Regions from separate parts of the Homo sapiens genome. Here region 1 is linked to region 2. A link is a loop called in an ENCODE intact Hi-C map of the cell type or tissue named here. Cell type or tissue: A673. All regions are shown on one strand. Each heading gives the region's core, and the rest is flanking DNA. Links, peaks and the distances in the headings are about the cores only. Region 1 has its middle 110 kb from the start of WT1-AS. Region 2 holds the start of WT1 (WT1 transcription factor).

Region 1 (2,905 bases), core at 206-2,705, 110 kb before region 2:
TGGTCCCTCTGCTCTGAGTCTCTCATCCTTCACATTGCTGAAAGGTTAATCTCTCCAGCTCTGATCAAATTACCTCCCCATCAAAAATGTGAATCACTGGTTCTCACGCCTGTCAACAGAATTACGGTCACATTCCTTAGCCTGGGATTCGTATCCATGTTTAAAGCCCTAGATCAGAAATATCCCATCTTTGAAAAAATGAAACATGAAAAACGCAAAAAAGTAGTTCCTGGGCCAGGCGCGGTGGCTCATGCCTGTAATCCCAGCACTTTGGAAGGCTGAGGCAGGCGGATCACAAGGTCAGGAATTCGAGATCAGCCTGACCAACATGGTGAAACCCCGTCTCTACTAAAAACATACAAAAATTAGCCAGGTATGGTGGCATGCACTTGTAATCTCAGCTACTCAGGAGGCTGAGGCAGGAGAAGTGCTTGAGCCCGAGAGGCAGAGGCTGCAGTGAGCCGAGACTACACCACTGCACTCCAGCCTGGGCGACAGAGCAAGACTCCGTCTCAAAAAAAAAAAAAAAAAAAAAAAAGTAGTTCCTGGATCATAAGCACTCAGTAAATGTTCTCTGTTATCGTTGTTGCTGCCTCTGTGGTGAATGTGTCATGAAGTCTTTAATCTTCACAGATGGATTATGGGATTTTAACAATAGCTTTCTTATGATACCTAATTACTTTTTCTTTTCTTTTCTTTTTTTTTTTTTTTTTTTTTTTGAGACAGACTCTTGCTTTGTCACCTGGACTGGAGTGCAGTGGCGCAATCTCGGCTCACTGCAACCTCCATCTCCCGGGCTCAAGCAATTCTGCTTCAGCCTCCCGAGTAGCTGGGATTACAGGCATGCGCCACCATGCCCGGCTAATTTTTTTTTTTTTTTTTTTTTTTTTTTTGTACTTTTAGTAGAGACAGGGTTTCACCATGTTGGCCAGGCTGGTCTAGAACTCCTGACCTCAGGTGATCCACCCGCCTCGGCCTCCCAAATACTTTTTATTTCCTGTCATAGTTATTTAATTATATGTCTAATCTCCCCTGGTAGACTATGAGCTCCTAGCGTAGATCTTATTTTCATTCATCTTTATATCCTTCATGTCATACATAATACAAGGCTTTTACACAAATACATTTGAAGAAAAATGTTAAATATTGCATCAAGCCACAAGGGGGCACAGTTGAGCTACTCTTAATAGTAGAATCCTCCTACAATTAGTAATAAAGGTTTTAGAATTGAGAGGTTTTTCTCCCTTGAAAGTGTAAGTCTGCTTAAAGTAAATGTATAAGCCTTATGTATGATTACAAATATATACACGTTAACACGAGAAAATGACTGTTATATAGTTAATTTTAAAAAAACAATAAATAGTAGAATATATATGATTCAATTTTTGTAAAATACCTGTCTTAAATACATACAGAAAAAAGCCTGGAAGAGGAGCCTGGAAGAGGAGCCTGGAAGTTGGCAGCTGTTATATCTCAGGGAGTTGGGAATATGGAGGTTTTAATTTCCGTTTTGCACCTTTCTGGATTTTTAAAAATAACCTATACATACTAATTTTATAATCAGAAAAATAAAGGTATTTACTTTAGAAATACCTTCACTTTATGGCAAAATATTTATTTTCTTTTTCTTGCCATCTCATCTCCAATTCCATGTTTAATGTATTTAAAAGCAAATATACAATTTAGGGTATTTTCTGACAGATTAAAGCAGAGATTCCCAAATTCTCTTGGTACACAGTGCCCTTAGTGTCTTGGTAATTTTTCATGGTACCCCAGGGAGGAAAGAAATACCTAACAGCTCCATTTGTTAAGTGGTGAAGTCCAAACGACTTAAAAAGCATTTATGTCCTAACAGTTGAGTAGCCATTTGAAAAGTTAATACACACACATTGAAAAAACATTTTTATTCCATTCTTAACTAAACACAATTACTTATTAATTGAATGTGTAAACCCATTGGTCATTTTGGAAATTTCTTAAACTCTGGAATAAGATTGAACACTGACTGCTACCCTGATTTTCTATTCCACCCTGATTTTCATGCAGTACTCAATTTTTATCACGGCAACTACCAAAATCCCAGCTTCGAAAAGAAATGTTATCATTGAAAGGAATGGAGCACGATCTAATTCTGAATCTATGAACACCTCAAGCTAGTAGTTCATGGGTATCCCCATGCAAATACTGAATATAATTGTGTTTTCCGGCCAGGCGCGGTGGCTCACTCCTGTAATTCCAGCACTTTGGGAGGCCGAGGTGGGCGGATCACGCGGTCAGGAGATCGAGACCATCCTGGCTAATACGGTGAAAACCCGTCTCTACTAAAAATACAAAAAAATTAGCCGGGCGTGGTGGCATGCGCCTGTAATCCCAGCTACTCGGGAGGCTGGGGCAGGGGAATCGCTTGAACCCAGGAGGCGGAAGTTGCAGTGAGCTGAGATCACACCACTGCGCCACTGCACTCCAGCCTGGGAGACAGAGCGAGACTCCGTCTCAAAAAAAAAAAAAAAAAAAAAAAATCTGGTTCCCTGTGAGGCTGGCAAGACGGAAAAAAGAAAAAAACAAAACAAAACAAAACAAAACAAACCTCATCAAGTGGCTACTTCCCAACTAGCCTTGAAAATATGCCACACCTAATAGCTCAAATTTGTTTTGTTTTCTCTGAGCCAGATTCCGCTGGGAAAGAGGAAAGAAGGTTGGTGTGGGAAGGTGGGCTGAGGAAAGGACTCTGGTTTCCATCTCCCTCCAGTCCACCAATCTGCTCTTCGCTTCTAATCTGTTCTTCTCTCCCACTCAAAACTAAACCAGGAAGCAGCTCCCAAAGTAGCATGTTCCTGGGAAACACCCACGTTCCTGCATGAGTCTGAGACTGGATTTCCAACCAACCTACTGACTTTTCCACCTC
Region 2 (2,905 bases), core at 250-2,749:
AGATGGGTTGCCGAGTTCCATATTTAAAGCCCCAAGAGGGTGGTGGGTAGCGCTTCTGCATCTATGGAGTATAACTTCAAGCCGGACCCAATCTCCAGGTTGCCCATCTCAGCTGTCCTCTTATAGACGGGGACACTGAGACCTAGAAACTCCCCAAAAGTAACACCAGCCTGCTAAACAAAGGTGGCGCGATCTGATCAAAGAACACAAGCCTCAGCGACCAGTAAGTTGTCCCAACGCCCCTTGAGTACAAAACACTAATTTCACTAACTAAAAGCATAGAGTGGAGGCAACCCTTGGGTCTGCTTGCGGTTCCTCCACAGGACAGTGATCCCAGATTCTCCCGAAGAAAAGGGCGGTTTCGATTTCTCCAAGGCTTCGCGGGGGCCGGGTGCTCCTGGTTAGGCTAAGGTAGGAGCGGCCTGAAGACGCGCGTTTAGAAGGCGCGGGTGAAGGCGGGCAACAAGGGCAGAGCCCTTCTCCCGAGCCTTGGGCGAAGGTACCTCCTGCAAAAGATACACTCTGCTTCCCACGCATTCCAAAAACATCCCGGTCCCTAGGCCCTCGAGTAATTTTGCTCCAGGAAAAGCATCCGCCATTGTATTAGTAAAGCGTTTACTAAATTACCGAATCAAACCGAACTGGCTTAGGTTCTCAATAGCGTGGAAATCCACTGAAAATAAATGAAGAGGGCAAACTACAGGGGCTCCGCAGGTTCGGGTCCGCGCCGCCCAGGCGAAAGAGAGGTGGGCGGGCATCGGCGCGGGATGAGAAACCAACCTGATACTTATCGTGTGCCGAGTTCCCTCCTTGTATCCTGACTAAGCACAGCGAATAACCCTGTCCTTGTTCTAACCCCAGGTCTTGAAGAAATACTGTCCCAGCTGAGCCCCGCGTTTACAAGATGAAGAGGCGCCCCAGATGCGCTGAAAGAAAGGCCAAAGCTCGTGCCTCCTTCCACTGCCTGCGGTAGAACCTGGTCCCGCATAGCTTGGACTCGGATAAGTCAAGTTCTCTTCCATCCCCAGAACCTGCGTGGCCGCCGCCTGAGCGAAGCCCAGTGAAGATCCACTTCTGTATTACCATACGCGGGAGCTATCCACGGACACGACGCTGTTCCAGAAAGCCATTTAGTTACTGGAGGTGCATGTGCTCATTCTAGTTCTCTACGATACTTAATGTGCACCTAAGTGTGTGCCAACACCGTATTATAAGGGCTGGAGGTGCTCCTGGACATTTTAGCGCTGCGGAGGCAGCACAGCACAGGCGCTCACCCCCGCGCTGGTCCCACTCCGAATCCAGAGTCCAGACGTCTGAAAAGCGCTACGCTTGGTGACAATTTGGCGTTTCCTTAATTAACAAAACTCTCCCCAAGGCAGAGCCAGACACTGCGCCGGTCTCCTGGTTCCACTCCCGTGGGGACTAGCAGTCCCGGAATCTCTCGGACTCTAAGGGGCCCCAGACGCCCTCCCGGCTCTTGCGAACAGTCAGGCTCCTAGCTCTGCCTGGCTTTGGAGGATGTCGGGGGCCAGTGCCTGCGTGCACTCCCACTCTCCGGCCTCCTCCCCAGCCGCCGCTTCCGCTATCCTCACGGCCCTTGGGAAGCAGCTGGGTAAGAGCTGCGGTCAAAAGGGGTAGGAGAGGGGGGTGTCCTAGAGCGGAGAGTCCCTGGCGCCACTGCCCCGCGCGTAGGGGGCGCTCCCCGGCCTACTTACCCTGATTGCGAATAGCGGGCTGGCTCTCGAGGCAGCTGGGCAGGTAGGGCGCGTTAGGAAACATCCTGGCCTGGCCGGATGACGCCTGGCTGGGCGGAGGAGGACCGAAGGGCCCGTAGCGACAGGCTCCGGCTGTGCCAGTGAACTGGCCGGAAAAGTGGACAGTGAAGGCGCTCAGGCACTGCTCCTCGTGCGGCTCCGCGCCGCCCCAGCTCGGCTCCTGTTTGATGAAGGAGTGAGGCGGCGGCGGCGGGGGTGGCGGCGGAGCCGGTGGCGGCGCGGGGCCGCCCAACGACCCGTAAGCCGAAGCGCCCGGGGGCGCAAAGTCCAGCACCGGCGCCCACTGCGCCGCGCCGCTCACAGGCAGGGCACAGCCGCCGCCGCCACCCAGGGAGGGGACGGCGGGCAGCAGCGCGTTCAGGTCCCGCACGTCGGAGCCCATTTGCTGCGGCTCAGACCCGGACGCCCCGCGGCTCCTCCGGCCCTGGAGACGTTCAGCGCTGGCCTCGGCGGCGCCTAACTTGGCCCAGATGCCGCCCGGGTCCCGGACTCCCTGCTGCTCTGGCTGCTGTAGGCACCCAGGCCCGGAGCGGAGCGTGTGCTGAGACGCCGGCTCCGGGACACACGTGGAAGCCGGGTCCTGCAGCAAGAGGAAGTCCAGGATCGCGGCGAGGAGACGGCGGGGCCCGGGCGCCTGGGCTGCCGTCCCGGCTCTGGGTGGGTGGGTGGGTGAATGAGTAGGTGGGAGGGAGGGCGGGAAGTGGGGGAGCGGACAGGCGGTCGGGTTGCGGAGAGCCCCCGGGTGTGGGCGCTGCCTTGAACTCCTTACCCCAGCTGCCTGGCTGCCCTCAGCTTCCCAAAGCTCAAATAAGAGGGGCCGGCGGCGCGGGGAAGAGGAGGAGCCAGGAGGCTCGGCCGCTCCATTCACTCAGCAGCCCAAGCCCGGCCAGGCAGCGCGCGCTGCTCCTTGGGGGCGCCCTCGCAGCTGGGGTGAGGGCGGGTCCGAGGGAGCGTCCCTCTCGGAGACACCCTCCTCTTCAACCCAACACGCGCTCTCAGCTGGCCGGTGTGGCACAACCCTCCCCCCACCTCCCCTTCTTGGCCTTCGCCAGTGTGGGAGCCTCGTCTCACTGGAGAGTCCGTTCAGGTAAGCAGTGAGTCCGGGCAGGGTCGAATGCGGTGGGAGTAGA

Evidence for each region. Peaks named below come from ENCODE experiments on the same cell type or tissue, not always from the same donor. Only the 100,000 strongest peaks of a DNase experiment are listed, where the experiment ranks them.
Region 1: it touches region 2 in a loop (4-fold over the local background); 7 of 110 quality-filtered maps call a loop at or near these places.

The regions. Positions count from the first base shown.
Region 1 is chr11:32,322,551-32,325,455 of GRCh38, forward strand. No RefSeq gene overlaps it. Among named protein-coding and RNA genes, the nearest start is that of WT1-AS, 110 kb to the right of the region's middle. In A673, for the core only: a CTCF peak has its summit at 1,162 (motif pointing right); a DNase peak (open chromatin) is centred at 1,171.
Region 2 is chr11:32,432,985-32,435,889 of GRCh38, forward strand. It overlaps WT1 (WT1 transcription factor), which reads right to left and starts at 2,555. Exons shown (of 10, transcript NM_024426.6): 1 at 1,716-2,555. The coding sequence starts at 2,376. It overlaps WT1-AS (WT1 antisense RNA), which reads left to right and starts at 2,534. Exons shown (of 5, transcript NR_120548.1): 1 at 2,534-2,862. RefSeq lists a silencer at 196-333, promoters at 285-1,018, 2,356-2,905, 2,356-2,905, 2,648-2,750 and enhancers at 904-1,488, 2,596-2,628. In A673, for the core only: a CTCF peak has its summit at 1,689; DNase peaks (open chromatin) are centred at 1,560, 2,317 and 2,607; H3K4me3 peaks cover 1,519 bases; H3K27me3 peaks cover 2,367 bases.